Regions from separate parts of the Homo sapiens genome. Here region 2 is linked to region 1. A link is a loop called in an ENCODE intact Hi-C map of the cell type or tissue named here. Cell type or tissue: MCF 10A. All regions are shown on one strand. Links, peaks and the distances in the headings refer to the core of each region. The heading gives the core; the rest is flanking DNA. Region 1 holds the start of LOC105377626 (a long non-coding RNA gene). Region 2 overlaps ITSN2 (intersectin 2).

Region 1 (15,673 bases), core at 3,187-11,186:
TCTGGTCTCAAACTCCTGACCTCAAGTGATCCACCCACCTCAGCCTCCCAGAGTGCTGGGATGACAGGCGTGAGTCACCGTGCCCGGCCCCAGGGAGTCGTGACTGTGGCTCCCAGATGCACTGTTGAACCCGTTCAGACAGCTCTCAGCCCGTCTCAGTGACTATTCAGACTGATGGCTGTGTCATCACAGCCAGGATTCCTGTTTTTGGAGTTGATGCTTTTTCTTTGGAACTGGGAATAAAAGGGTAGTGGGTGCCCCAGCTCCACCTACCCGCCCCTTGTCAGCCCTCTAGTGATGAGGACATTCTTCTCTCTCCCATCACTTTCCCCCTCAGATCTTCCTTTCCAAATGAGCCAGATGTGAGTTCCTTTAACAGTTCCCTGAAGCCCTAGAGTTGGGAGCCATTCATGTCCCCAGGCTGCCAATGTATATGGCCCCCACATCAATACAGCAGGAAGTGCCAGGACTGCCTCAGCCCAGCAGCTGTCTCCGATTACAGGTCTCCTGCTCAGGAGCCAGGGGCTGCTCCCTACAATGCTGTCATTAGCGGACCCTCCCTGCAGAGCTCTGGGTGGGGGGCCCGGGGAGCCAGGAAAGACTGGAGCTTTGGGTGTAGATCCAGGCCACATGGAGCCACGTGGGAGCATGGGGAAGACTTCCCGGAAAGGGATTTTAGAGCTGGAGGGATTGGTCCTCCGAGTATGCCCTCTTTTGTTCCTTTCCTCCTCCACCTCTGTCTTTCCCAGCTCTTCCCCACCACTCTGTCCCATCTGCCCCACTCACGCTGCCTCCCTGGCTCACAGGCCGACAACCCCTCATTCCCCAACCCACGCCGGAGGCTGCGCCTGCAGGACCTGGCTGACCGAGTGGTGGATGCCTCTGAAGATGAGCACGAGCTCAACCAGCTGCTCAACGAGGCCCTGCTTGAGCGAGAGTCCGCCCAAGTGTAAGCGCCACCCGGAAGCGTCCAGGCCCACCACTCCTCCCGGGCCCTGACAAGGGATTCAGGAAACTGAGCATCCCAAATACGGCCCCCCTGCTAGGCCAAGGCAGATGTGGCATTTGGGATTCATGGGGCTTGTTCCCACTGCAGAGTAAAGAAGAGAAACACCTTCCTCTTGTCCATGCGGTTCATGGACCCCGAGATGGAAACCCGCTACTCGGTGGAGAAGGAGAAGCAGAGTGGGGCTGCCTTCAGCTGCTCCTGCGTCGTCCTGCTCTGCACGGCCCTGGTCGAGATACTCATCGACCCCTGGTGAGGGAGGGGCCGGGGAGGGCCACGAGTTTCCTCGGCTGCGGTGGTGCCGGGCGGGGGGCGGGGGCAGGTGTCTCAGCGGGAGCCTGACATTGGGGAGCAAGCCAGTCTCTGCTCCCTGACCCCCACTGGGACGGCCCCCACAGGCCCCAGGAGTGCTAGACGGCACCCTGGGCATCCTTCCTTTTCCCTGCCCCGCGTTTTGGAGCAGTCCTAGCGTCAGAATGGGGATCTGGCCAGGATCAAGAGAGCTGAGGGACAGAGGCCTCCAGAAGGCTGGAGACCTTGGCTAGATGGGCCCACACTGATTCTTGGGACAAAGATGGGGACACTGCGTCAGTCTCAGTCACCAAGGCTGACCTGGCCCCTCTCTTGGCTCATCTTGGTAAAGATAGATTTTAGGCTGTGGGCACAGACTGACGCCCTCTCTAACGCAGCAGTAGGTCCTCCAGGGCAAGGTGTGGCCTCCTGGAGTCCCCAGCTGGTGAAGCCCTGTCTGAGGGTGACGACCACTCTCTTGTTCTCCCTTTCTCCCCTCGGCCAATCGGGGATTCCCCGTCACAGAGGAGGGGTCTGGAACCCTGCTGGGATTACAGTTTGTCAGGAGCCTTGGGCTGGGTCACACTATCTAAGGTTGCGGGTGTGTGACCACGTGCAGGCCACTGCAGGCTCCGGCAGCATCTGTTTCCTCATCTGTGAAATGAGGAGAACAACCCCTGCCCTAGCGGACACTCACGACTGTGGTGAGGCTCAAATTCACTCATTCCATAAGTATTGATTGGTTGTCTGCTTCATGCGTGGGGATCAAGGGCTGGGGCTATGGCAGCGATGCGGCACACAGAAACCCCTGCTCTCGTGAAACTTGGGTTCTGGTAGGGGAAGCTACAGGCAAAAGCAATTAAACAATTAAAATATGCATCCATGCGAGAGTAAGTACTGCAGACACAGGGAAGGCAAGGAAGGGAGGCGGGTATGCTGCTGGGGAGCTTTGTTTTGTTTTGTTTGCATTTTGATGTGGGATGGTCAGAGCAGGACTTGCTGGCAGGATAATATTTCAGTAACGCCTGGAAGCGGGTGAGGGGCGAGCCTTCTCCTATCTGGGGGACACCTGCTTCGGATAGAGGTGCTGAGGCTGGAGTGGCCTGGCCCCTGGAGGCACAGTGAGGAGGCATCGCATTGGGAACGGGCCACAGGAAGAGTAGCAGGAGTCCAGCACAGACGTGGGGCCTCCTACACGCCACTGCAGGGTGCCAGCTTCCACTCTTAACACAGGAGGCCGCCAGAACAAGGGAGCAGAGGAGTCCCCTGTTGTGACATATGCCTGGAGAGGCTCACTCCTGCTGAGAACAGCGCTTAGTGAGCACAGCGGGAGCAGTGAGACCAAATAGCGGCCCAGACAAGCCACTGTGGTGGCCAGGCCAGGCCGAGGATAGAGGAGGATCAGTGGTTGGATTCCGTCGATAGATGCTGAATGTATTTTGGAGACAGAGCTGACAGGATTTGCTGGCAGATTGGTTGTGGGGCGTGAGTGTGGAGTTGAGGATGTCTCCTGGGCTTCTGATCTGAGCAACTGGCAGGACGGGGGTGCCGTTAACCAAGATGGGGACAAGGTGGAAAGATGAGAGTGGAGAGGCAAAGATCAGGAGTTTGCTTTGGGACACGTGAAGTTTGCAGTGCCCACAAGCCAAGGAGGCCAGCATCCATGATCTGGAGTTTGGAGGGCGGGTGGGGTTGGAGACGTGAACCTGGCATCACCAGCATGCAGGCTGTGCTGCAACACGAGACTTGCTGAGCTCAAGGCAGCGTGTCCAGATGCAGAGACAGAAAAGGACTCAAGAAACCAAGCGAGAAAAGTGTCTCAAGGAGGGGTGAGAGGTGACTGAAAATGGGACATGGATTTAGCTACCAGGAGGCTTCTGGGGCTCTTGGCAAGGACACCTTCCAGGGAGGGGTTAAACGGGAATGGGTGTGAGCAGAGGGTATAGAGAACAGGTTTCCGGGAGTTGTCAGGTTAAGGTGGATGTGTTGAGTGTGTCCACTGTGAAGCTGGGGGTGGCTGTCACAGGCAGACTCTTAGCCCCCGGCAGCGAGGGAGTGATGCTGCTCCGTGCTCTGTCCTTTCAGCACAGCGACATGGCAGGGGTGCATTCCTAAGATCCCTGCCCAAGTTTATCCTGGGCTGTGCCCAGGCCACCTGTGAGTTGTTCCCTCTCTGGGAAATGTCCCAGGCAGCAGCTGCAGCTGGAGAGTGGCCCGCTCCCAGGCCGGCACTCAGCTGGCGGCCCGTCTCATCAGGGCCTTTGTCCTGTTCTGCACGGCAGGCAGCAGCAATTCCCTGGCACCGCGTGGAGCTGTACAGGCTCGTGCTGTGCTGAGAGGCCTCCCCGTCCCCTGCCCCCGGCCCCTGTCCCCTGCCCCCTGCCCCCTTCCCCCGGTCCTTGTCTGCTGGCCCCTGCCCCCGGTCCCTGTCTGCTGGCCCCTGCCCCCGGCCCCTGCCCCCAGTCCCTGTCCGCTGCCCCCTGGCCCCTGCCCCTGTCTGCTGTCCCCTGGCCACTGTCCGCTGTCCCCTGGCCCCTGTCCGCTGTCCCCTGCCCCCTGGCCCCTGTCCACTGTCCCCTGCCCCCTGTCCGCTGTCCCCTGGCCCCTGCCCCCATCCCCGTCCCTTCCTCTCCTAGCCCCTCACCCCATCTCACTGTCCCCTCTGGCCTCTCCCAATTGTCTTCTCTCTGTCACAGGCTAATGACAAACTATGTGACCTTCATGGTGGGGGAGATTCTGCTCCTCATCCTGACCATCTGCTCCCTGGCTGCCATCTTTCCCCGGGTAAGAGGCACTTTTCTACTGAGCTCAGAAGCCTCTGGAAGTGAGTGGCACTCCCTGTAAAACTGGGCAGTGATGGAGTTATTCTTTCTGTCAAATCTGACAGGCAGACACTCCTCTGTTAGGACGGTCCAGGCACTTGCCCATCCATTCATTCACCATCAGCAGAGCACTCCCTCTGGCTGGGCCACCAGGCTGTGGCAGGCTGTGGTGGGCCACGGCTGGGCCGTGGTGGGCCTTGTTGGGCCGTGGCGCTGCAGCACGTATGAGTACGGCAGAGTCTGGGTAAACAAGAACCTGGGTAGAGAGGAAGTGGAGGGCCGGCTGGAAGGTGGGTTGGCCCCGATGGTGAAGGCCCTTAGAAGCCAGACTAAAGGGATTAAAACTTTCTCCTGTAAGGCACTGAGGTACCAAGCAGAGTTTTTTTTTTTTTTAATCAGAATGACAAAGGTAAAGCAGTGTTTAGGAACATAAATCTGACAGGTGGCTCGCCAGGTCACTTGGAGCCAGGATAGGCAGGAGTAGCTGGCCAGAGACGAGCAGCCCTGAAAACTGTTCCTGCCCTGGCCTCACCTCGTCACCACGTCTGCTGTGGAAAGGGCTGCGACCTGGAGGCTGTGCTGTTGAACAGGCACATCGAGGAGGTCCAACACAGCGTCAGAACTCCCACGCCCTCTTCTCAGCTCTGCCCCTTGGTCAGCTGTCAGGTGACTCCCAGGCAGAGTCCGTTTTGAGGCTCCTGGGACTGGAATACGGGACCAGCCTGAGTTGCTGTCAGTCACGTCGCAGGAGAAAGGACTGGCAAAGGCTCATGGCCCTTGAAATTCTGTTCCTTCTAGGCCTTTCCTAAGAAGCTTGTGGCCTTCTCAACTTGGATTGACCGGACCCGCTGGGCCAGGAACACCTGGGCCATGCTCGCCATCTTCATCCTGGTGATGGCAAATGTCGTGGACATGGTGAGCTCCTGCTGTCCTTGTTGAAGGGACGCCCCTGTTCTCAGTGGAGAAGGGCTTCTGTTTGGGTCACACAAGCAGTTTCTCAGTCCATCCCTCCACCGTCATGTAGCTTTGGAGTGGCTCTTAGGTTCCCAAACACATCATCCCCACCTAGTGGAAGGAGTCTTGTCCCTGTCATCCAGGGAGCCTCTGGGATGGACTTGTTTCCTTGAAGCTCCTCTCCCAGAGTCCGAGAGCACAGTTCCATGTGCCCAGGCCTGTGCTAGGTACCTTATGTATGTTGATTCATTTAATCTGTGAAAAAGTCCTGAGCAGTTGTACCAGTATCTGCAGTTTCATAGGGAGAAACTAACTCTCAAAAAGGGTAATTGGTTGGGCGCGGTAGCTCACGCCTGTAATCCCAGCACTTTGGGAGGCCAAGGTGGGCGGATCACGAGGTCAGGAGTTCGAAACCAGCCTGGCCAACATGGTGAAACCCCATCTGTACTAAAAATACAAAAATTAGCCAGGCATGGTGGTGCACACCTGTAATCCCAGCTACTTGGGAGGCTGAAGCAGGAGAATCGCTTGAACCCAGGAGGCGGAGGTTGCAGTGAGCCGAGATTGAGCCGCTGCACTCCAGCCTAGGCGACAGCAAGACTCCGTCTCAAAAAAAAAAAAAAAAGGTAATTCACTTGCTCTAGGTCACACAGCCAGGAAGTGACAGAGTCCAGAATGGAGGCAGTTCTAAGTCCCAGTCCTGTGTATTCTTCCTCCCTGAGGGGGCAGCCAAATGCTTTCTTGGGGAAAAGGGACAGGAGTTGGGAGCCCAGATCTATTGGTTTAGAACCACTGGGCACGTATTGAGCACTACATGCCTGGAGCTGTCATCAGTGTTCTCTTGTCAGTTGTCACGGCCTCCTCTAATTGTGGTAGTACCATATACACTATCTTCCTTTTTTTTCAAATATAATGTTATTGTTGTACTTTAACAATTGGAGCACACGGTGCCGGGCGCAGTGGCTCACGCCTGTAATCCCAGCACTTTGGGAGGCCAAGGCGGGCGGATCACGAGGTCAGGAGATCGAAATCATCCTGGCTAACACAGTTGAAACCCCGTCTCTACTAAAAATACAAAAAAATTAGCCGGGCGTGGTGGCAGGCGCCTGTAGTCCCAGCTACTCAGGAGGCTGAGGCAGGAGAATGGCGTGAACCCGGGAGGTGGAGCTTGCAGTGAGCCGAGATTGTGCACTGCACTCCAGCCTGGCAACAGAGTGAGACTTTGTCTCAAAAAAAAAAAAAAAAAAAAAAAAAAAATTGGAGCACACAAATACAACCAACATGGAGACTTATTCTGCCAGTGGTATAAGTGAAAAAGCTCCAGGGCTGCAGCTAATCAGAAGTCCAGTGGGGGGCCGGGCGCGGTGGCTCACACTTGTAATTCCAGCACTTTGGGAGGCTGAGGCAGGCAGATCACTTGAGGTCAGGAGTTTGAGACCAGCCTGGCCAAGATGGTGAAACCCCGTCTCTACTAAAAATACAAAAATTAGCCAGCCACAATGGCACGAGCCTGTAATTCCAGCTACTTGGGCAGCTGAGGCAGGAGAATCGCTTGAACCTGGGAGGTGGAGGTTGCAGTGAGCCAAGAATGCACCACTGCACGCCAGTCTGGGCGACAGAGCGAGACTCCATCTCAAAAAAAAAAAAGAAAAAAAAGAATAAGTCTACTGGGAATGAGGAGTTAGGGGCTCCAGAGCCTACCTTGGCCAGGGGTTGCTGGTGCCCACTACCCAGGGAAGAGAAGCCCCAGGCCCCCTGCATGTCACAACATGCCTGGAACCTGGCACCCAGGTGTGGAGGTCACCACTGCATGGGGTCCTGGACACTGTACAGGACACCTGGAGATGCTGTCACTCATGGAGGGGTAAAAAGCTAGGGAGGTGTAACAACTGCTCATGCTAGAATGACATGGCGGGAATCGCGCAAGCAAGACAAGGTTGCCCTGTGGGTGAAAGTTACAAAAAGGGGGGGTTGATTCCGGTTCTGGATGCGCTTTCTCCCGGCCGCATCTGCCCAGTAGCAGAACCAGTAAAGAATCCAGAAGGCAGTGAACATCCCCCCAATGGAAGGATTTGGGCAGAGACTAGCTGTCATCACGGGGAGGCTGTGAGTGGGGCTCATGGTCCCGTGGCCCCTCCTGAAGCAACAGTGTGATATGGGGAAGAACATGTTGGATTTGAAGCCTAAAGACTTGGCTCCTACTTTTGGCTTTTCTGCTTGCTAATTGTGTTTGGGCAAATCTGGCCCGAGTTTTCTGTACAATAGGGACAGTACTAAAAATACTCGAGAGAGTTTTTGTGAATGTCAAATGAGGCAACGGCGAGGCTCTTAGCTGCAGTTACTAACTTTCATATGATTAGTCCCTGGTAAATTTCCCCATCTTTCCCGGTATTTCTGGGGGAGCCGCGGGAGGTGGCAGCTGAGCGTGCACTACCATGCACAGCCCTCTGTGACCAGCACCTGCTGTTCTCTTGAACGTGTGTCCCTGCCCGCCGTCCTGGCCTCCAGCTCAGCTGTCTCCAGTACTACACGGGACCCAGCAATGCAACGGCAGGGATGGAAACGGAGGGCAGCTGCCTGGAGAACCCCAAGTATTACAACTATGTGGCCGTGCTGTCCCTCATCGCCACCATCATGCTGGTGCAGGTCAGCCACATGGTGAAGCTCACGCTCATGCTGCTCGTCGCAGGCGCCGTGGCCACCATCAACCTCTATGCCTGGCGTCCCGTCTTTGATGAATACGACCACAAGCGTTTTCGGGAGCACGAGTAAGATGAAGCGTGACTGGGGATCTGTATTGTCTCCTTCCTCCCGCCCGCAAAGTCCTCAGTTCAAGCTCATGGGCCTGTGCTGAGGTGGCTTTCTGCCACTAGGGGTCCTCAAAGGCTTGTTCAAGAACCAGTTCCTGGCTGCTCACAGACGTATCACTGTTTGGCTAGGACCTGAGAATAGATTCTTCCCATTCTCCCCGAGTGGAGGACTTGGGATACCCCGGTGCCTGGCTGGGCATCAGGCTCTTGTTCCCAGATGGGGCCTGACTGTGCTGTTATCTGTCCAACAGCTTACCTATGGTGGCCTTAGAGCAGATGCAAGGATTCAACCCTGGGCTCAATGGCACTGACAGGTAAGGGCCACGGCTTCCCCTCCTGGCCTGCACTCACAGCCCTTCTTCTAGAGACAGGAATATAACAGGCCCAAGCCCCGGGATCTCACCCTCCCGGGAGGCACGTGACCTGATACGTGCAGGTTAGAGAAGCTGGCATGGGTTCCTCCAGGAGGGCTGCAGCAGTGCAGTGAGGAGGGAAGGAAATACCAGGTGGATGGCAGCTGCATGTAACTGGCTGGCAGGACAGACAGGCAGCAGGAAAATGAGGAGGGAGGAAGACGCTTTGGATTTGGACCTGGCTTCTGAGCCTGCAGCAGGCAGTAATTCTCTGTGGGTCACAGGCAGGTCCGTTTCCATGAGTTGCAATTTCATCTCTTGAGGAGGATACTGAACCAGAAGTTCTCTAAGGTCCCTGCCAGTGCCAAGGTTTTAAAATTTTATGATTCCATGACTTGAACAGACCTTCAAGGAAGTTTAGAAATAAAAAGATGACCTAATAGAAGAGGGGTAAAACCTGCATAGCCCTTAGCAAAAGAAGAACTCTAAATGGCCACTAATAAATGGCACTCAAGTAATCAAGGAAATGCCAGTTACACCCTAGTGAGATACCATCACACACGTACCGGTCCAGATAACTCTGACAATATCAAGTACAATAGTAACTCTTACACTCCTGGTGGGAGTATGAGTTAGTACAACCGTGTTAGAAAATATTTTGATCTATTTAGTAAGGTTGAAAATAAACCTGTGTCCCAGCAATTCCACTCCTACATACACACCCACGCAGACGTGTGTATATGTGTATATATATATATACACACATCTTAGAGAAATTCATGCACATACTCATGTCCCAGGATATATGTATGAGAATGTCCAAAGTGGCACTGTTCGTAATAGACATACCCCCTCCCCCAAAACAAATGAAAACAACCCAAATGACATCAACAGGAAATGGATACATAACTGGTATATTCATGCAGTGAAATACCATACGGTAATGGAAACTAACCACAGCTCCACATAAAAATATGTATGAACAAGGTAAAAAGCCATGGTGAGATTGTACCCCAGTCCCATGGCTATGAAATCCCATCACTGATGTCTCTTGCTTCTCCAAATTCCTGCATGGTTGTAGCTACCTCTGTGATCAGTCAGGCAATGCAGTGTTTCTTAAATACCTGGGGAGCAGCCCTGATGTGAATACCAGGTGCAGCCAGGAGGGGCCAGGGGTTGCCTGGCTGTTGGAGAGGAGCCCAGTGAGTTAAGAAAATTTTACTGCCCGGGGGAGCCCGACTTGATGTGAAAGGGCCTAAGGAGCCGGGGTGAGCTCTAGGGCTGGGGTGGCAGGAAGCAGCACCATCTAGTTGGAGGGAATCAGGCCCCCTCCAGGAGGCAGATGACAGCCCTTTCAGTTGCACACGCTCTGCCCAGCAGGCTGCCCCTGGTGCCTTCCAAGTACTCTATGACGGTGATGGTGTTCCTCATGATGCTCAGCTTCTACTACTTCTCCCGCCACGTGAGTGCCGCCTGCACGATCCCCGCTCTGTGCCCACAGCCCACAGGGCCTCCTGAGAAGCAGCCCTGGGACCTAAGAGCCCAAGCTCCTAAGGAATGGGGCTTCCCTTCACCCAGCCCCACACGTGAGCCTGGTCAGGCCACCGCCTTCTCTATTCAGGCTCCTTCCTCAGTCACACAGGAAGACAGTTCCTCACCTCTTCCGTCCGACCCCCTCCAGGATGGTGAAGGAAGCATGGGAGTGAAGGTGGGAGGGGATAGAGTGAAGGCACAAACATCTTGAATCAAATCAATATCCCCTAGGCCAGGGGCTCATGGCCCCCGCACTCCCCGTGGCGCTGAGGGACATTAACACAACTGACCACAGAGCCAGAAGAGAAAGAGAAGGGAGCTGATGGACTTTCTGTTGGGTTAAAAGGAAAAGAGAAGGCCGGTGCAGTGGCTCATTTTGGGAGGCTGAGGGTGGAGGATCACTTGAGTCCAGGAGTCTGAGACCAGCCTGGGCAATATGGTGAAACCCTGTCTCTACTAAAAAATACAAAAATTAGCCAGGCATGGTGGCCCGCACCTGTAATCCCAGCTACTTGAGAGGCTGAGGCAGGAGGATTGCTTGAATCTAGGAGGTTGAGGCTGTAGTAAGCTGAGATCACACCACTGCACTCCAGCCTGGGTGACAAAGTGAGACACCCCCCCCGCACCCCCCCCCCCCCCGCCACAACCACCGCACTCAACCGGACAAAAAAGGAAAAGAGAAGGAAGAGAGGGAAGAGAAAGATCCTCTGTACTTAGGGCCCAATGTTAGTTCAAGTGCCCCCTACTGGCTTTCCAGGGAAGTACAGCCTTCCCAAGCCACTTCTTACCCAAATGGCGCCTGCTAGAAAGGGGGACTCCACCCTGAGTTGGGAGATCCCCACTGCTGCCACCTCCACGAGACAGACCTGCAGCTGAAATTAGGTCCCAAGAGGCCCCCTACACACGGAAGGCCTCCTGGATCTCTGCTGTAATTACGGAGGCTGGGAACCGCACCACTATTGGGTGGCCTTTTGATGAGGTGCAATCTTTGCAGGGTCTTACTTCCCTTGCCATTTAGCCATCTTCCTTCCAGCCTTTCCAAGGGGAGTTCCTCCATTCACGTTCCTGTTTTTCTTCTTTTTTTGAGACTGAGTCTCACTCTTTTGCCCAGGCTGGAGTGCAGTGGTGCGATCTCGGCTCACTGCAACCTCTGCCTCCTGGGTTCAAGTTGATTCTCCTGCCTCAGCCTCCCGAGTAGCTGGGATTACAGGTGCCCGCCACCATGCCCGGCTAATTTTTGTATTTTTAGTAGAGACAGGGTTTCACCATGTTGGTCAGGCTGGTCTCGAACTCCTGACCTCAGGTGATCCGCCTGCCTCGGCCTCCCAAAGTGCTGGGATTACAGGCATGAACCGCCACGCCTGGCCATTCCTGTTTTTCATCCTTCTATCCAGTGGCCAGCTTAGAGCACATGCCTCGCCTTGTCTGTGTCTGTAGGTAGAAAAACTGGCACGGACACTTTTCTTGTGGAAGATTGAGGTCCACGACCAGAAGGAACGTGTCTATGAGATGCGACGCTGGAACGAGGCCTTGGTCACCAACATGTTGCCTGAGCACGTGGCACGCCATTTCCTGGGGTCCAAGAAGAGAGATGAGGTGAGGGGTGTGGTCTCAGCCCGGAACCATGAGGCCATTTGTCTCCATCTGTTCTTTCTTTCAGGCAGCCCCCGCTGGGCCCAGGCCTTCTCAGGGACAGGGGACTGGGGCCTAGGTAGGGCTGAACCTAAACAGCAAACACAAATAAGCAAAAGAGGAATTTCTCCGGCCTCTTATAAAGTGCACTGCTGTAGGCATCGTGATGTGGGCCGTACAGCTCTGAGGCCATGTGTCAGAAGACAAGACTTTGGCTAGAGCCCACCTTTCTGTTGCCTGTGAACTTCTCCAAACAGAGTGGTTCCCAGCTCTACGGTACCCTCGTCTTCACAGCTGGGGCTGTTAGAGGAACTAGAGAAGCTGTTTTAAAATTTATTCAAAGTAGTGGCCGGGCACAGTGGCTCATGCCTGTAATCCCGGCACTTTGGGAGGCCGAGGCGGGTGGATCATCTGAGGTCAGGAGTTTGAGACCAGCCTGGGCAACAAATAGTGAAACCCTGTCTCTACTAAAAAATACAAAAATTAACTGGACGCGGTGGTGCACACCTGTCGTCCCAGCTACTCGGGAAACTGAGACAGGAGACTCACTTGAACCCGGGAGGTGGAGGTTGCAGTGAGCTGAGATTGTGCCACTCAACTCCAGCCTGGGTGACACAGCAAGACTCCATCTCTCAAAAAAAAAAAAAAAAAGTAGCGATGAGCTATTTTTAAATTATTCAGAGTTGGAATAATCTACAGCCGGGCATGGTGACATGTGTCTGTGGTCCCAGATACCTGGTGTTCAAGGCCGCAGTGTGCTTCGATCATACCTAATTGTGCTTGTTTACTGCCACTGCACTCCAGCCTGGGAAACACAGCAAGACCCACTCTTAAAAAAAAAAAAAAAAATGCTGGAATAATCTGACTGATGTGTGAGTCCAAAAAGCTGAGTGCACATGTCATGCATGGAAGATAGATGCATTTCTCCAACACATCATCCAGTCAGTCGGACATGCTTTGAGCACGTTGTCCGCACCTCTTTTTAGGAGCTGTATAGCCAGACGTATGATGAGATTGGAGTCATGTTTGCCTCCCTGCCCAACTTTGCTGACTTCTACACAGAGGAGAGCATCAACAATGGTGGTATTGAGTGTCTGCGTTTCCTCAATGAAATCATCTCAGATTTTGACTCTGTGAGTGCCCATCCCACCCTGCACTCTGGCCATGAAGCCGGCCCATTCCACATCACATCCTACAATAGGCTGCAGAGGCCAGAGAAACTGGCTTCATTTTCCCAGATAAGCCCCTTCCGCAATACATGGACTTCTGCAGCCACCTGGAACTGCTGGGCTGGGGAAGGGGAGGTGAGGTGGGAGCCCGGGAAATCACCCACAGGGTCACAGGATAAGGATAAGGACTGGCCAAGCAACATCTCGAGACCTCTCTGTCCTGGGACTGTCTCCTCAAATTCAGAGCCGGTCAGCATTGACTGGGTGACCTGTATACCAGGGAGAATGCTTTTACACACGCGCGGAGCCCCCCTAGGAGACTGCCGATTTTATGTCAGTGTTGAGGTTGTGGAAACAGGCCCAGAAAGTTAGGAAGTTCTCCCAGGATCATGTGGCAGATAAGCGGTAGACTAAGTAACAACTTTGATAGGAAAGTGTCTCTTGGGTTTAGTGGGGTCCTTGTAAACAGGTACATCTGTCACTGGGTTGGGTCATTCCTCTCCCTTGACTGCTGACAATTCTTTCCTGAATCCTGGCCTCAGCTCCTGGACAATCCCAAGTTCCGGGTGATCACCAAGATCAAAACCATTGGCAGCACGTATATGGCGGCTTCAGGAGTCACCCCCGATGTCAACACCAATGGCTTTGCCAGCTCCAACAAGGTAGCTAACCCCAGTAGCCAGAGAGATGAGGCTCTGCCCCCAAGGCAAGAGATTGGCAGCCCAGACCTAGCATGGGGGAAATAAGAACTGCTGTGCAAAGTGGTCCCAGACACACACCACCAGCACCACGTAAATATAAATAAGAAATAGGGTTTATTGAGAAAGTTCGGCAAGCAGAGAAACAGAACAGACACACAACCCCCTGCTGTTCACAGCTCAGGCCTAAGATGGTTGTGTTCTGTGGCCAGGCCCCCTAAGGCTCTGTGCTTTCATAGGAACTGGAGAGCAATTGTCAACAAGGGAAACTGAAAGCATGGCCTTCAGAACTCTGGCTGACGGCAGCCTGTTCTTTTGTTAAGCTAATTTAGACCTTTGTTCAGCTACCAGGAGAGAAAATTAGGTGTAGGAGCCCTGGTCCCAAGCTCTGGTCTTAAAACACCATCATCCTGCTTTACCTCTACAACCATCCCACGGCCCTATTATATGGATGAGGTTAAAGAAACACGTCCAAGGCGGGTCATCCCCCTCCAGTGCTTATCACCTAGTTGAGGGATCCAAACAAGGACAACCTGACAAAACCTAAGGACCAGGACCAGGCCCAGCCAAGGTGAAGGGGTCCGCCTCGTGGTCAGACTCACAGGTCCGTCTCCTCTGCTCAATTGCCCAGTCTTTGCCTAGACCTGCTACGTGAACTTTGTCACAGTGGCAAGTCAGAGCTAGCGTGGCTGCGACTCCTTTGTGGGAGGAAAAGTAAGGCCTTGAACATCTAGGTGTAGGGAATCCACCCCCAGAACACTGCCAGGGAAGGCAGCAGAGCAGGCTGCTGCAGTGAGCGGCCCCTGACACTTTCTCCACGGTCCCCTGGCACAGGAAGACAAGTCCGAGAGAGAGCGCTGGCAGCACCTGGCTGACCTGGCCGACTTCGCGCTGGCCATGAAGGATACGCTCACCAACATCAACAACCAGTCCTTCAATAACTTCATGCTGCGCATAGGTGAGCACCCCCAGCTGGCCTGCCCCGCAGCAGGCTCCCTTCCCATGCAGGGGCCTGGCCCACCACCAGGAGAGACATGAGGCTCAGGACAACTGAGGCAATTCGGGTGGGGAGGTTCACGCACTCACAGGGCAAGGAGACCTGAAAGACCTTTAGTCCAGACGACTCTAGATGACTAAACCAAAAACCCAGCTGATGTGATGATCCGACTATACTGTGCCTACTGTTACAATAGAAGCTTGGCCTGCCTGGCTGAGAAGTGAGTTTGTGATCCATTTCCAGAGGGGTTGCTGTGCCTGCTGAGGACATGGCTTCCCAGACAGGCCTGCTCTTTGAAAGGAGTTAAGATCACCTGCTGCTTCTACTGAGGGGGTATCATTCCTGAGTGAGGTCCCAGGAGACTTGAAATACCAGCTGTGTTAGAAGCTGGCCACTACCATGCCGAGTAAATCTGCATATGGGGGGGGGGTGGCGGCTGACACCTAACAAGCACACGGATAAACAGGAGATGTGATTTCCACCCTCCAATAGCATACAGCCAAGTTGAATGAGGACAATGATGTGTTACATTAGGAGCTTTGTGGTACAGGTCTGGAGAGGAGATGGCTTCTGAGGCCCATAACAAGGTGTGGCCTGTGGCTGTGCTGAACTTTATGCCTCTACCCTAGGCATGAACAAAGGCGGGGTTCTGGCTGGGGTCATCGGAGCCCGGAAACCACACTACGACATCTGGGGCAATACAGTCAATGTAGCCAGCAGGATGGAGTCCACGGGGGTCATGGGCAACATTCAGGTATGTCCAGTGGCACAGCTGGCACGTGCTCAGACTCGGCATGAGAACAAAACCGGAACAGTGCTTTCCCACGTGCCCCTGCCTCCCACCCTGGCCCTGAACAGTAAGTCCAGAGGCAGAGACGTGGGGCAAGTGGAAAAGAATCTCTGCAATAGCTAGCCTCAGCACAGGAAGAAACACTTCCACCCATCCACAAAATCTGGGCTGAAGTTCTAGATGCATATGGCCTACCTTTGGGTATGAACCTTCTAATACCTTGTGATCTGTCTCAGTGGCGTCTGGCAGAAAAGCTCCACGAAAGGGGCAAAGGGACAGAAGAGCAGGCAGTGGCAGTTTCCAGGTAACAGTGCTGCCACCCAGGTGACCATGGCCATCCTAGGAGAGAAGTCTCTGGATGAGAGGAGGCCCCCAGCCAGTCACTCCAGGGTTCTCCTTCCCACCCGCTGCTCGCCACGGGTGGAAGGGCTTGGCCCTGGGAGGTTTGGGGAGTGTCCCGTACTGCTTGGGACCCATGGATCAGTGCTCGGCTCCAACCACCCAAAGCCCCCACCCGCCCTCAGTCTAGGCTCCCCCCGTAACGCCACGTTCTTGCTCCCCCTCCCTCTCCAGGTGGTAGAAGAAACCCAAGTCATCCTCCGAGAGTACGGCTTCCGC
Region 2 (15,673 bases), core at 5,110-13,109, 600 kb after region 1:
GTGGGTGATTACCTGAGCCTAGGAGTTTGAGGCCAGCCTGAGCAACTTGGTGAAACCTGTCTCTACAAAAAAAAATAAAAAATAAAAGATAGATAGATAGATAGATAGCTGGGAGTGGTGCTGCTGCACGCCTGTAGTCCTAGCTACTCAGGAGGCTGAGGCAGGCAGTTCAATTGAGCCTGGGAGATCGAGGCTGCAGTGAGCTGAGATCACACCACTGCACTCCAGCCTGAGTGACAGAATGAGACCCTATGTCCAAAAAAAAAAAAAGAAAAAAAAACACAGGAAAAATCAGAGATTGCACAGGCTTTTCTCTATGTAAAAAGGACACACAGAGAAGAGTCAAGGAGTCAAAGACTGAACATAATAAACAAGGACAAGACTCTATGACAATAGTATCCAGAAGGATAAAGCTGAATGTAATCACTTTTTTTGGTAACAGCTTCATTGAGATACAATTCACTTGCCATGCAATTGGTGGTTTTTAGTGTATTAACAAAGTTGTCCAACCATTTCCACAGTCACTTATAAGACATTTTTATCACCTCAAAATGAATCTCTGTACAATTTAGCTATCACCCCCATTTCCCTAAGCCCCCCTCCAGCCTTCAGCCCTGAGCAGGCACTAATCTTTTGTCTCCATGTTTGTCTATTCTGAACATTTCATATGTATGGAATCATAAAATGTGTAGCATTTTGTGATTGGCTTATTTCACTTAGCATAATGTTTTCAAGGTTCATCCATGTAGTAGCATGTAGCTGTACATCATTCCTTTTTATGGCCAAATTAACATCCCATTGTGTGGATATGCCACGTTTTGTTCATTCATTATTTAGTGGACATTTGGGTTGTTTCAACCATTTGGCTATTGTGAATAATACTGCTGTGAACATTTGTCTACAAGTTTTTGTGTGAACATATGTCCATGTTTCTTTTGGATATATATCTAGGAGTAGAATTCCCAGGTCAAATGGCAAATCTATGTTTAATTTGTTGAGGACCTGCCTCACTGGCTGCACCATTTTCTATTTCCGCCAGCAGTGTACAGGGCTTTCTGTTACTCCACATCCTCACCGGCACTTGTTATTATCTGACTTTTATTATAGCCATCCAGTGGACATAAAGTGACATCTCACTGTGGTTTTGATTTGCATTTCCCTGATGACTAATGATATTGGGCATCTTTTCATGTGCTTGTTGGCCATTTGTATACCTCCTTTGGAGATATGTCTATTCAGATCCTTTGCCCGTTTTAAAATTATTTGTCTTCATAATCACTTTTTTAAAAGACTTCATTTTTTAGAGTAGTTTTAGGTTCACAGCAAAATTGAGAGGAAGACACAGAGATATCCCATATGTCCCTTGCCCCGACACAGGCATAGCCTCCCCCATTAACAACAACCCCCACCAGAGCAGTACATTTGTTACAATTGATGCACCTACATCATGTCATTATCAAAGTCTGTAGTTTACATTAGGGTTCAGTCTTGGTGCTGTGCATTCTGTGGGATTGTACAAATGGGTAATGACATACAGCTACCATCACAGTATCATACAGAGTATTTTCACTACCCTAAAAATCTTCTGTGCTCTACCTGTTCAGCTCTCCCTCCCTCCCATCCCCTGGCAACCACTGATCTTTTTACTGTCTCCATAGTTTTGCCCTTCCCAGAATATCATATGATTGGAATCACACAGTACATAGCCTTTTCAGATTGGCTTCTTTTACTTAGTAATAGGCATGTAAGTTTCCTCCATATCTTTTCATGGCTTGATCCTTTCGTTTTAGTGCTAAATAATATTCCGTTGTCTGGGTATACCACAGTTATCCACTCACTGAAAGATATTGTGATTCCTTCCAAGTTTTGGCAATTCTGAATGAAGCTGTTACAAATATCTGTGTGCAGGCTTTTTTGTGGACATAAGTTTTCATTTCCTTTGAATCAATACCAAGGTGTGTGATTGCTGCTGGATCATATGGTTTAAGAGTATGTTTAGTTTGTAAATGGCAAACTGTCTTCCAAAGTGGCTGTACCATTTTGCATTCCCTCCAGCAATGAATGAAAGTTCCTGTTGTTCCACATCCTTGCCAGCATTTGGTGGTGTCAGTGTTACAGATTCTGGCCATTCTAACAGGTGTGTAGTGGTATCTCATTTTTGTTTTAATTTGCATTTTCCCAACAACGTATGATGCAAAGCATCTTTTTATATGCTTATTTGCCATCTGCATATCTTTTTCCATGAGGCATCTGTTAAGGTCTTTGGCCCATTTTTTTATTTGTTTTCTTATTGTTGAACTGTTAAAAGAGTCCTTTCCATATTTTGAAAAATAGTTCTTTATCAGATACGTCTTTTGCAAATTTTTTTTCAGTCTGTGCCTTGTCTTCTCATTCTCTTGACCACATCTTTTGCAGAATGAAAGTGTTTACATTTAATGAAGTCCAGCTTATCAACTCTTTCTTTCATGGATTGTGTCTTTGGTATCATATCTAAAGAGTCATCACTAAACCCAAGGTTATCTAGATTTTCGCTTACACTATTTTCTGGGAGCTTTATAGTTTTGTGTTTCAGATTTAGGTTTGTGATGCATTTTGAGTTGATTTTTGCGAACAGTAGAGACCTGTGTCTATATTTCATTTTAAAGACAATTTCTTTTTTTTTTTTCGCATTTGGATGGCCAGTTGTTCCAGCATCATTTGTTGAAAAGAGTATCTTTGCCCCATTGTATTGCCTTTGCTCCTTTGTCAAAGGTCAGTTGACTCTATTTATATGGGTCTATTTCTGGGCTCTATTCTGTTTCATTGATCTATTTGTGTATTCTTTGGCCAGTATCACACTGGCTTGATTACTGCAGCTTTCTAGTAAGTCTTGAGGTCAGGTAGTGTCAGTTCTTCAGTTTTATTCTTCTCCTTTAATTTTTTTGTTGGCTATTCTGGGTCTTTTGCCTCTCCGTATAAACTTTTAGAATCAGTTTTAGAATCACTTTTTAAACTTTGCTTTAAAGAACAACAAATTATGAAGGACATTCTTAAGAGAGATGTTTTAAGCTTGTCAAAAGGCAAAAATCACTTACTCTTTCAAAGAGAACGATAAATGAGTGTAGTGGGAAGTATAGTGGGAGGATTGCTTTGATTCCTGTCTCAGCTAGCTCACCCCTCCGAGCCTTAGCCTGGTCTGTATAAGTGAGAATAATAATACCCACATTGCACATGAGGCTTAAGGGGTTTGTAAAGCACAAGTTTAATGTCTGACACATAATAGATACTAGAAATAACAGCTAACATTTAGTAAATATTTGCTGTGTACCAAGTCATGAACTAATCTTTGGGTTGTCTGAGTAAGTAGTAGAGTTGGAACTCAAGTCCAGATCTGACTTCAGAACTCATTCTCTTAGCCACCCCCACATGCTGCTTTCCATTAACTGGGAGCTGCTCTTAACTCCCAACCACAAAAGCAGAACAGTCATCAGTTAATTGCAAGATGGAGGGTAAAGAAAATTAACTGCTTTAAATGAATCCAAGCTGGTCAAGTTACATTCCAAGGTACCGAAGAACCTGCCACTGGGATCCCTGTGTCACCGGTGGTCATCCATTAGCCACCTGAAGTCAGAGTCAGCCAGTGCTATAGAATTTGTGTGTCCTAAACTCAGCAATTTGGGGCAAAGTCTCCAATTATGTATGTAGTCATAAACAAGTGGAAAACATGAGTTATATGAACATACCATTGGGGGAGATTAATGGTGTAATAAGCTGTTCAGTAATACTAAGAAAAAATATATATGTGCATATGAAACCCGTATTGCCCAAGGACAGAACTGTAGTAATCAGTGCACTGATACAAAGTGCTACAGTGCATGGAACAGTCTCTTTGGAACTGGCTATTAGATACAAGGTCCTAATTGTGTGTGTGACAGAGTAGAAGGGTGTGTAAGGGAATAATTATATCACTTAGACATAAAAAAGAGTTAGAGTAAGGGCCTTGTTTGCTTTTTCATTGCTTTGGGCTAATTGGCATTCAGAATATTTATCCTAAACCTTTTTTGCCTTTAGAATTCAGTTCACCAAGCATAGGACCTGGTAGGTTTATACATGGAATCTCCAGTAATTGCAGTGTAAGCATCATCTTAAATGGCCTGCCATTGGAAAGTATAAGACTTGAATCAAGTTACCTAGATTTAGATATGTAGTAGCTCTAATTTATCTGGTAAGTCTCTTCACCACTAAGCTTCAGATTATCTATTTACTTATAGAGCAGGGGTCAGAGCTGTTATCAGTTATTCGGAGGATTGATCAGGGTTTGAAAATCATCATACACATATTGGTATAGTTATTTTTATTGTTAGAATTGAAAGTTCTAACATGATGAAACTACTATTTCATATCTCTTTATAATAGTCTATATCCTGCATCTCACATTAACTCCCTCAATTGAGTCATGGTACAAGTCTGGCAGGTTAGAAGGTAATGCAGATTTTAGCCTGAACTAACTGCTCTCTGGGGCCAGGTCTGCGCTTTTGTCTATCATTAGGAGGTCATTGCTGTCTTAGGCTTATGACCTTTTACAGTAGATTCAAAAGTAAAAATAAAACCAATAAAATTTGTCTTTATCTGGTTGCACTTGTCAATATAGTTGCTTTTGGAAATTCTAGAATATGACTATTTTCTGATAGGCAAATAGTTTGCTTTCTGATGGTCTGCAACATTAGAATATGATTTCAACTTCTTTCCTTTTTGTGCTTACAGGAGCAACATAGCTCCTAATGGAGTAGAACTTGACAGGCCTCAAAAAGACATGAATTTAGAAATTTGTCCAGTAATTATTTAAATTTCCAAAAGTAAAAACAAATATCTTTGTGGTGGAAGCATGCTACCCGGTACTCAATAAATATTTGCCAAGTGGATGAAAAGCTATTCTTTTACAACATAAAATATCTTGTAACTTTCTAGTGTCCTGATAAAACTTCAATAAAAAGGCAGCCTTCAGAAAATGCAGTTTATTCATCTAGATTTACTGTTAAAAATCTCATCTTTTCACTGAGCTTAACTACAGTATAACTGGAAACCATTATGTGATACTCTGGCCGCATAAGTGGGCACACAGAGAATAGCATTGTTCACCGGCACTGCTCCCCTCCAAATGGGCAAGGACTTTTGTGGGACTTGTGACATAATCTGAACAAGCACTCTCTGTGTTCGTCATCACAGATTGTCTTTTGTCCTTTACCTCCTGGAATCTGCCCAGATCTTTCCCCTCTCCTTTCTTAGGCATCTCTTGTTTGCTTCTTATTCTTGCTTGCACTGTAACTTGGAATAGTGCTTCCCAACTATGGTGCGACATACCTATGATTCATAACTTGTCTCTCAGTCTCCACATCCTCCCACAGTGTGGGGGTGGGTCTTGTGGCCCAGCCCACTACTAATTATTCCTCTGGGAACATCAACCTGATAGTAGCCATGATCTCTCATCTTTCTTCTTTGCCCACTCTTCTTGTCTACCAAAAAGGACCTACCAGGAAGTTTTCATCAATTTCTCTGACTGCCTGTAGTCAACACTGCTGTACTGTCTCCTGAAGCTCAGAGTGTATCTTCACATCACATTCCATAAATGCTTATCGAAGCCCTCCTGTGTGTCAGACACTGGGGATGTGGCAAATTATAAGACAAAAATTTCTGCCATCTTGGAGCTGGTGTTTGAGTAGGCTAAAACAGAAAACGAACAAAATGAGAATGTGAAGTGTGTAGCATCTTAGAAAAATGAAGCAGGGAAGAGGAATGGGAGTTCTGCAAGGGAGGTGGATCCAGAGGGATTTTATTTTGAATAAAATACTCAGATAAAACCTCTCTGAGATAGTGACGGCAGGCAGAGACTGGAGGGGTGTGAGGATATCTGGAGGGAGCCATGCGGATATCTGGAAGATCATTCTGGGCAGATTTTGCACCTGCAAAATCCCTGCAGCAGGAGCATCCTGTGGTGCCTGAGGAATAGTGCGGAGGCCTGTGCGGTGGGAAGAGGGAAGAGCAGGAGAGAAGGAGGAAGCGAGGGTCTGGGTGTGACCTAGGAAATGAAGGAGGTTGTTTAGGTTCTTGTGGGCTATTTATAAACTTTGGCTTTTGTTTGGAGTGAGAAGAACCCATTGGAGGGTTTTTATTATTTTTATTTTTATTTCTTTTTTTTGAGATGGAGTTTCACTCTTGTCGCCCAGGCTGGAGTGCAATGGCATGATCTCCGGTCACTGCAACCTCTGCCTCCTGGGTTCAAGCAATTCTCCAGCCTCGGCCTCCCAAGTAGATGGGATTACAAGTGCCCACCACCATGCCCAGCTAATTTTTATATTTTTAGTAGAGACGGGGTTCCACCATGTTGGCCAGGCTGGTCTCCAACTCTTGACCTCAGGTGATCCACCCACCTCGGCCTCCCAAAGTGCTGGGATTACAGGCGTGAGCCACCGCACCCAGCCAAGGGTTTTAATGAAAGGAGTGACATGATCTGGTGTGTTTTAACAGTACTGCTCTGCCTTGCCAGATTAAAGAGGGGAAGGGATCAGAAGCCAGGAGATCCATTGGAAAGCTACTTCAGTAATCCAAGCACAAGATGATGATAACTTGGATCAGAACAGCCATGGGGGACGTGTGAGAAGTGGTCTGGATGTATTGTGAAGAGGGATCCCACAGGTGGATTGAATGTGAAGTGTGAGAAGTATCAGGTGGCGTGAGCAGCTGGAGAGATGATATTGCCATCCACTGAGGTGGAAAATTATAGAGGAGCAGGTTGGGAGATGATTAGGGGTTTGGCTTTTGATGTTACTTTGATGTGCCTTTTAGACATCTGAATGGGGATACTGAGTATACAGCAGAACGTGTGAAGAAGTTCAGGGAAGATGTTCAGGCTGGAGTGTAAATTTGGGAGCCTATCAGTACATAAATAAGCCATGAGAATGAACTGGGTCACCAAGGCTCTGAGTATGTCGAGGAAAGTTCCAAGGACTGAATCTTAGGGCACTGCGACATTAGAAGTCTGGAGAGTTGAGGAGGAACGAGCAAAGGAGCCGTGGAAGGGCAGACCAGTGAGGTGGGAGGATATGAGGAGAGGAGAGGTGGTGACCTGGAAGACGAGTGAAAAAGGATCTCATGAGGATCGAGTCATCAGCAATCACAGATGTTAGCGATAGGTCAAGTAAAATAACGGAGGAGGCTACCTGGGGAGATTAGGAAGTTCTTTTTCTTTAAAGTGAAATATCTGAAAATAATGTTAAATGTATAATTTTCCAGCTACATTCAGTAAACATTTTTCTACAGTAATATTGATTCCTTGGTGTTTGTTGAAATTGGTTCTGTGGGTTCTTTGTGTTGTTGTTGAGACAGTGTCTTACTCTGTCACCCAGGCTAGAGTGCAGTGGCACAATCTTGGCTCACTACAACCTCTGCCTCCTGGGTTCAAGTGATTCTCGCACCTCAGCCTCCTGAGTAGTTGGGATTACAGGCGCCTGTCACCACACTCAGCTAATTTTTGCGTTTTTAATAGAGATGGGGTTTCGCCATGTTAGCCAGGCTGGGCTCGAACTCCTGACCTCAAGTGATCTGCCCACCTCGACCTCCCAAAGTGCTGGGATTACAGGCGTGAGTGAGCCAGCACGCCCAGCCTGGTTCTATGGAAAAAGAATGTATAGTCTCTTGTATGTGTGTTCATATGTTAACCTTGTTAATAGTGTTCAAATCTTTCATATTCTCATTAATTTTCATTGAGAGAACTATATTAAACTCTACTACGATTATAGATATGTCAGTTTTTTCTTTTTTTTGGAGGGAGGTGGGGTATGGGTCTTAGTTTTTTATTTTACACTTTGAGGCTTTCCTGTTAGTTGTTTTTTTATTTTACACTTTGAGGCTTTCCTGTTAGTTGCAAATAAGATCAGAATTATTCTTCTTCCTGGTGAATGTTTCTACCATCTCATACGGGTCCTTAAAGCCTAATTTGTCTGTTGTAATAAAACCTCCCCAGTTGCTTTTAGAATTTTTATTTGGATAGCTTTTTCTAGCCCACTACTTCCAACACTTCTATGACCTGATTTTTAATCCAGAGCCTCTCTTTTCACTGACAGATTTAAGCCATTTACATTGATTAAAACAATTTAATACTTTTATTTGTATCTATTTTATTATGTATTTTCTATTTACCAGGCATTTTCTTTGCCCCTTTTTGTTCTGCTGACACAGGGACTTCTGTCGCACTGATCAAGTTTCTTTGTTTCTTTTATTGCCCTCTACTGGTTGGGAAATTATGTAGTCTATGTCTGTTCTTTGAGTGGTTACCTTTCCATTTTTAACATACCTGTTTGCCTTTGATCAATATCTCTTCCTTCTGCTGATCAATGCAAGGAGGATGATTTATCTCTAATGATTCTCTTATGTCTTTCATGTTATTACATTTTTGTGTTTTAACTTCACCTTGTATTTATACCTGCCAACTTAGTATTATTGTTGTTTTATACAGTCAATGATTATTTTGATTTCTTACACATTTACTAGTATTTTGGCTCACCATTTCTCATATCTCTTTTCTTTTTCCTTCTTATGTAATTTCCTTCTTCCTGAAATACGTCTTTTAATAGTTTTTCCAGTCATGTCTATTAGTGGTAAATGCGCTCAGACTTTGTCTGAAAATGTGTTTATTTCTCTGTCATCTGTGATTTAGATTTTTAGCTGGACAGTTATTTTTTTCTCTGTGTTGTGTGTTATGTGCAGCCAGTCTAATTGCTGTTCATGTGGTTATTCTGATTTTTCTTTCTGACTGTTTAATCATGTTTTTTCTTCCCTCCTTGGTGTTCTGGTATGGATTTATTTTTTTCCTAATCAGAAGCCATTGTTCTGAATTTGAGGCATTGTATCATTCTTCAATTCTAGAAAAGTCTCAGCCATTATAATCTCAATATTACCTCTCTCAATTCTTTCTATTCCCTTCTCCTGGACTACCTGTCAGATGTATGTTGGGCCTTGTCATTCTGTCCTCTGTGTCTCTTAACTTCCGTTTTATGTTTTCCATCTTTTTTTTCTTTTTTTAGTGCAATGGCACGATCTTGGCTCACAACAACCTCTGCCTCCCAGGTTCAAGCAATTCTCCTGCCTCAGCCTCCTGAGTAGCTGGGATTACAGGCACCCGCCACCATGCCCCGCTAATTTTTTGTATTTTTAGTAGAGACGGTTCACCCTGTTGGCCAGGCTGGTCTTGAACTCTTGACCTCAGGTGATCCACCCGCCTTGGCCTCCCAAAGTGCTCAGATTACAGGTGTGAGCCACCATGCCCAGCCTTCCATCTCTGTTTCTTTCTGGGCTACATTCTAAATAATTCTTCACATCTGTTTTTAGGTTTACTAATTCCTAGGATGTGTTTAATCTGCTATTTAATCTATTAATTTATCATTTCCATGACAATATTTGCCATTTTTATTCTTTTTCAACTCTCCTTATTCTTTCTTTTAATAGACTACCTATGGCTTCAAGCCCTTCATTATGTGTCTTGAGTAATGTTAAACATATATATTTTACATCTCCATGTGTATTTTTGTTCTACTGTCATATGTTCTTGGTGTTCTAATCCTCATTTTTCAATTTATGGTGGATTTTTCCCGTTTTTTGTAATTTTTTTTTTTTTTTTTTTACTTTGAGCTCATCTTTAATGAGACTTGGTTTTTCTGTGGAATCTCATGGAGCCACAGTTGTGAGTGTGACCCTCCAGGCCAGTTGCACCATTCCTTTGGCCAGTCACCCTAAGGGTATCACCAGCTAGTGACCAATTTTTGTGTTGTTTTTTGTTTTTCTTTTTCTTTTTTTGAGATGGAGTCTTGCTGTATCGCCCAGGCTGGAGTGCAGTGACACGATCTCAGCTCACTGCAGCCTCTGCCTCCCAGGTTCAAGTGATTCTCCTGCCTCAGCCTCCCAAGTAGCTGGGACTACAGGCAGACGCCACCACCCCTGGCTAATTTTTGTATTTTTAATAGAGATGGGGTTTCATCTCTACTAAATGTTAGCAATAGGTCCAGTAAAATAACAGAGGAGGCTACCTGGGGAGATTAGGAAGTTCTTTTTCTTTAAAGTGAAATATCTGAAAATAATGTTAAATGTGTAATTTTCCAGCTACATTCAGTAAACATTTTTCTACAGTAATATTGATTCCTTTGTGCTCAGACCTCAAGTGAGCACCAAGAAAAACCAGAATAACCACATGAACAGCAATTAGACTGGCTGCACATAACACACAACACAGAGAAAAAATAACTGTCCAGCTAGAAATCTAATTCATGGATGACAGAGAAATAAATACATTTTCAGACAAAGTCTGAGCACATTTACCGCTAATAGAACTCCTGACCTCAAGTGATCTGCCCACCTCGGCCTCCCAAAGTGCTTGGATTACAGGTGTGAGCCACCATACCTGGCCAATTTTTGTGTTAATTCATCTGAATTCTTGAACTCCAAGTTTGTGTAAGATGCAAGCCCAGCATTTCCATTCATTACTTAACAGACAAAAAACTTTTTAATCATGTCACTCTTCTGGAGAGAGGACATTTTTCCTACTCCACCCTGTAACATTCAGTCTCCTGCCAGAGTTTCCTCTCATTGGCCAAACCCAGGCAGAGGCCAAATAGAACAGAAGCTTAGAAAAAACAGCCTGCAGGATTGGCTTTTTTGCAGCCCAGAGCAGAACAGGGAAAAGGTGAGAAATGGACCTGGGCACAAACAGGCCTAGGACCAACACAATATTCTATCCCCTAACAAATATTCCCTGACTGCAGGTAGCCAACACGCTGTGCTCAGCTTGCTATTACAGAAATGTGTTAGACACAGTCCCTGGTCTGCAGTCAGAGCCACTGACACCGTAACTACACAGATTAACAACAGCACCAGTTAGACGATGTGTAATGTTAAAAGACAGATACAAACCAGTACCATGGAAACACTGCATGTGTTCAGCGGTCACAGCTTGCTAAGGGCTACTCTATTGACAATGCAGGTATAGAGAGTGGCAAAGGGGTGTATCCTATCCATAAAACCCGAATTCCTCAGTTCATCAGGACTTTTCTCAGGACAAAAAAGATGTTACCCTCCCTCCTCTCAAAAAAAGAGGATTCTGTGGTCAAATACGTGTTGGGAACCCTGAGCTCATCAAATTTTTCTGTAGCACAGAGTTTCTCACTGCCTAATAGGCTAATGTGCACTGGGGCCCTGCGAGTGAGATATACAGCCTGCAGCATTGTCTGGATTCATCTGACCGCACAGGACAGGAGCATCAGGAGCCTATTTTGGCATTTGCTGGACTGGGGGGAGCAGAGAGCCAGGCAGCAGGCAAGAGGCAGAAGACAGAAGGAAACACCAAGAAGAGGAGAGGCTCAAGGGCTGAGAAAGGCAGACTCAAGTCTCCAAAAAAGCCTCCCATCCAAGGCGCCTGTGCTGTGGGCCGGCAGGGGAGGGTGCAAGCTCAGAAGAGGTCACTGAACTTGGCAATGCCAAGGTCATCGATACCTTCCCGAGAGCAGTGTCGGGCAGTGGGGCAGAAACCAGAATCCCGAGTGGAGATGTGACAGGGAAAGCTAGCGAGAGTTGGCCATGGGTGTAAACCCCTCTAGTGACATTTGCCAATGAGACCAAAGGCAGGCGGTGCTGAGGAGGGGGCAGGGTTGGAGAAGTGTGCTTGTTGGTTGGTTTCAAACAGTGGGATAGGAGGGACACTTAGCAATGTTTATGGGCTAAGAAGGAAATGGCGAAGAGTGAACATAGAAGCGTGAAGGAAAGGGAGGGGCCCTGGAGGAGAGGCTGACTACAGACAGTGGCTTTAGAAAGAAACAGGACCCCTCCTTCCCTAACTCAGGAAGGACACACAGGGACAAATGGACAGACAGAAGGGGAGGAAGAGAGGCCTCGTGTCTTTATTTTTTCCCTGACATCAGAGGTAAGAGCATCTGGAAGTGAGGGTAGGAGCTGGGTTGGAAACTTAAACAGAGGGTAAAAATTTAAGAGCAGGCCAGGCGTGGTGGCTCACGCCTGTAATCCCAGCACTTCGAGAGGCCGAGATGGGCAGAGCACTTGAGGCCAGTAGTTGGAGACCAGCCTGGCCAACATGGCGAAACCCCGTCTCTACTAAAGATACAAAAATTAGCTGGGTGTGGTGGGCACCTGTAGTTCCAGCTACTCGGAGACTGAGGCAGGAGAATCGCTTGAACCCGGGAGGCGGAGGTTGTAGTGAGCCGAGATCGCGCCGCTGCACTCCAGCCTGGGCCACACAGTGAGACTCCGTCTCAAAAAAAAAAAAAAAGTTGAAGAGCCGTCATGATGAAATGCAAAAGGGTCAGCTAGGCATGGCATGCCAGGGGTGTCCCCACATTATCCTGCTACAGCTAATGCAATGTATAGTCTAGTTTTAGAAACAAATATCTGAGGTTCTTGCTATTATTCCAAGGTATTATTCCAGATACAGTGGCCAATACTTGTGGTTTTTAATGTAAATCATTGTTTCCCAAGGTGTGATAGTTGTATCCTTGTGGTGCTCAACGCACTGGTACACAAAATGGACCTGTTTCATTCGAATGATTATATATTTGCTTTAATGATTATTAGAAGAAACATAATGAGCACACTTAACTTCAAACACGAGTACGTTTAGAGAAAAATATTAAGTAAATAATAATAGAGATGGAATGTGGATATGGCAAAAGTCTTGAAAGCAGAACATGAAGTTTGTAAGACAGTGGTGTGGGAGGTGGGGCAACCTTGGAAACTGGTCTGAGTTCCCTCCATCAATCACCTGGCCACACCGAGTAGCACCACTGGATCATATCAGGATCAGTGCCATTTCGCCAGGTGTCTGGTCACCAAGCCTCTCCTTGCTCCACAAAAGCCTCGTCAAGCAGACATTTGGATTAGCCTCAGTGATTTTTTTTAACACTCAGTTACCCTCTGCAGTTCCCCCTGGCAGAAGATAATAAAATACTATCTCCCTAAAAGCGTAACAATTTTGAACATGACAGTGGCATTATGATTTATTTCTTTCTTTTCTTTATTTTTCTTCTTTCTTTTTTTTCTTTCTTTCCTTTCTTTCTTTCTTTTTCTTGTTTCTTTCCTTTTTTTCCCTTCCTTCCCTTCCCTTCCTTCTTTCACTCCTTCCTTCTTCCCTCACTCCCCTCCCCTCCCCTCCCCTTCCCTTTCCCCTTACATTCACTTTTTCCTTCCTTCTCCCTGTTCCTTTCTTTTCCTTTTTTTTTTTTTTTTGAAACAGGGTCTCACTCTTATCTGGCCTGGAGTACAGTGGTGCAGTCACAGCTCACTGCAAACTTGAACTCTCAGACTCAAGCAGTCCTCCCAGCCTTAGCCTCCCAAGTAGCTGGGACTACAGGCACATGCCACCACGCCTGGCTAATTTTTTTTTTTTTAATTTGGTAGAGATGAGAGTCTCACTTTGTTGCCCAGGCTGGTCTTCAACTCCTAGGCACAAGTGATCCTCCCGCCTCAGCCTCCCACAGTGCTGGGATTACAGGCACCACAGTCTATGATTTCTTTTTAGAAACACCAAACATAACCTGCCTTATTCATTTATTTTTTTGTTCTCTGTGGGAGTAATTTCTTTAAAGCTGTTGGCAACATCTGTAGAATATAGAAAAGCTGTCTTCCTTAGAACTGTCTGTAAGCCCAGATCTATACAAAATGTATACAAATGCAAAGGAAATTGGAAAGAGCAACACGCCCTGCTGGATGGACAGTGTCCTGGCAGGTGCAGGGTGCGCCTTCGCTCTGCTGCCCTTCTTGGTTGCCTTAGCTACAGAAGGTCTTCCCTACTTCATTCGTCTCTTTCCCAGTTTTCTGACACAAGCCACTTGCTGCCTCATGTTGTAGCTTGCTGGGTACCTACATGCTGTCAACCTAAATAACGGAGAGGGAGACTCTCTAAAAGAAAGTGATATTTATTTAAGAATAGTTATTGCACCGGGCATGGGGCTCATGCCTGTAATCCCAGCACTTTGGGAGGCCAAGGTGGGCGGATCACCTGAGATCAGGAGTTCGAGACCAGCCTGGCCAATACGGTGAAACCCCATCTCTACTAAAAATACAAAAATTAGCTGGGCGTGGTGGTGTGTGCCTGTAATCCCAGCCACTCAGGAGGCTGAGGCAGGAGAATCACTTGCACCCAGAAGGCAGAGGTTGCAGTGAGCCGAGATTTGCGCCATTGCACTCCAGCCTGGCTGACACAGGGAGACTCTGTCTCCAAAAAAAAAAAAAAAAAAAAAAAGAAAAGAAAAATAGTTATTGTAATGGGAATATGCATACCAACAGGTGCATATTCAGAGAACTAAAGGAGGACAAAAGTTTTTAAAGGAAAAATGAAGAGGATCACATAATTTTTTTAAATATATAATTATCCTTGGCCGTGAGAATCAATAAGGGTGGCACTTGTCCGAGGTTGGACAGGCAGTTGCTGGGCAGATAACCTTGCAGGACTATTTTTTTGTGTCAGGTCACCATGGCCTTTATGTAAGTTTGTGGTTTTGCAGTCTTTTGTGATAGTTCTAGTTATCAAGTATTCATGGATGAGAACTCTCTCTTCATGGCCTTCCCTGGCCCTTTGTCAGGATTTTTAACACAAGTGACTCCATTTTGATTCTGACAACTTCCACTGCTTTTGCTTTTTTTTTTTTTTTTTTTTTTGGAGATGAAGTCTTGCTCTTTTGCCCAGGCTGGAGTGCAGTGGTGCGATCTCGGCTCACTGCAACCTCCACCTCCTGGGTTCACACCATTCTGCTGCCTCAGCCTCCTGAGTAGCTGGGACTACAGGCGCCCACCACCACGCCTGGCTAATTTTTTGTAATTTTAGTAGAGACGGGGTTTCACCGTGTTAGCCAGGATGGTCTCGATCTCCTGACCTCGTGATACACCCACCTTGGCCTCCCAAAGTGCTGGGATTACTCCCAAAGGTGTGAGCCACCATGCCCGGCTGCTTTTGCTTTTTTTTCTAAGAAGGGTTTCCTGAGGTATTTCGCCACATCACTGTGTATAGGCAAGCCCTCAGCTACTTGTTAAGTGACTCTGGAATTATGTCACTTCATAGTTTGACATCTAGTTCAGCTGTGATGTGCCTGTGAATTGATCCATAGTGAATGCAGTACCTCTCACCCTGATGCAAGGTTGCTTGTGACTTTCCTGTCATTTGTGGCTGGATATCTGCAGTGTACCAGGAGTTATTTGTTCTAGTGAGATGAGGCAGTGGTCTTCTGGGAATTGCTGGGATCTGGGAATTTCAGGTTTTATAACCTTAGAACTTTCCTTTAAGAAATCTAGAGACTGTTTCTCAAACATTTTTTTAACAGTAGCTCACAGTGAGAAATACATTTTACATTTCGAATACATACATAACTAAACATTTCACAATATTTACCAAAGCCATATGCATGGTAATTTCTATTTATTTATTTTTTAATGCTGGGCCTGACCAGCATTTTAAAACCAAAATGATATAATGACCCACTAATGGCTCATGACCTGCAGTTTGGAGTGGTCTGAAGCATCTGATTCATTTAATCATTTCAGTAACTTCGAAAAATGTCTTGAGGTGGTGAGATTCTTCACACGCTCTGCACAGTTCTGAAAAGAAATTAGGAGCACATTGAAATGTTACAGACATTGCTGATTT

Evidence for each region. A loop is a pair of places that touch in the nucleus more often than their neighbours do. Peaks named below come from ENCODE experiments on the same cell type or tissue, not always from the same donor. Only the 100,000 strongest peaks of a DNase experiment are listed, where the experiment ranks them.
Region 2: a loop joins it to region 1, with 6 times the contacts of the local background. A loop is called at or near these places in 4 of 110 quality-filtered maps.

The regions. Positions count from the first base shown.
Region 1 is chr2:24,820,070-24,835,742 of GRCh38, reverse strand. It overlaps ADCY3 (adenylate cyclase 3), which reads left to right. Exons shown (of 22, transcript NM_004036.5): 10 at 807-949; 11 at 1,097-1,258; 12 at 3,994-4,081; 13 at 4,918-5,034; 14 at 7,582-7,841; 15 at 8,135-8,197; 16 at 9,617-9,698; 17 at 11,207-11,365; 18 at 12,388-12,534; 19 at 13,113-13,232; 20 at 14,103-14,226; 21 at 14,895-15,019; 22 at 15,629-15,673. LOC105377626 (a long non-coding RNA gene) reads left to right here and starts at 1,277. Exons shown (of 2, transcript XR_939842.3): 1 at 1,277-2,001; 2 at 3,383-3,663. It overlaps CENPO (centromere protein O), which reads right to left. Exons shown (of 8, transcript NM_001322101.2): 8 at 13,367-15,673. RefSeq lists enhancers at 221-1,144, 1,145-2,069, 9,159-9,717, 9,718-10,277, 12,689-13,233 and 1 more and a silencer at 2,249-2,543. In MCF 10A, for the core only: CTCF peaks have their summits at 7,930 (motif pointing right) and 10,521 (motif pointing left); a DNase peak (open chromatin) is centred at 7,942.
Region 2 is chr2:24,221,271-24,236,943 of GRCh38, reverse strand. The region is part of intron 29 of ITSN2 (intersectin 2); the gene reads left to right. Among named protein-coding and RNA genes, the nearest start is that of FAM228A, 54 kb to the right of the region's middle. In MCF 10A, for the core only: CTCF peaks have their summits at 8,084 and 8,290 (motif pointing left); no DNase peak of the experiment used is centred there.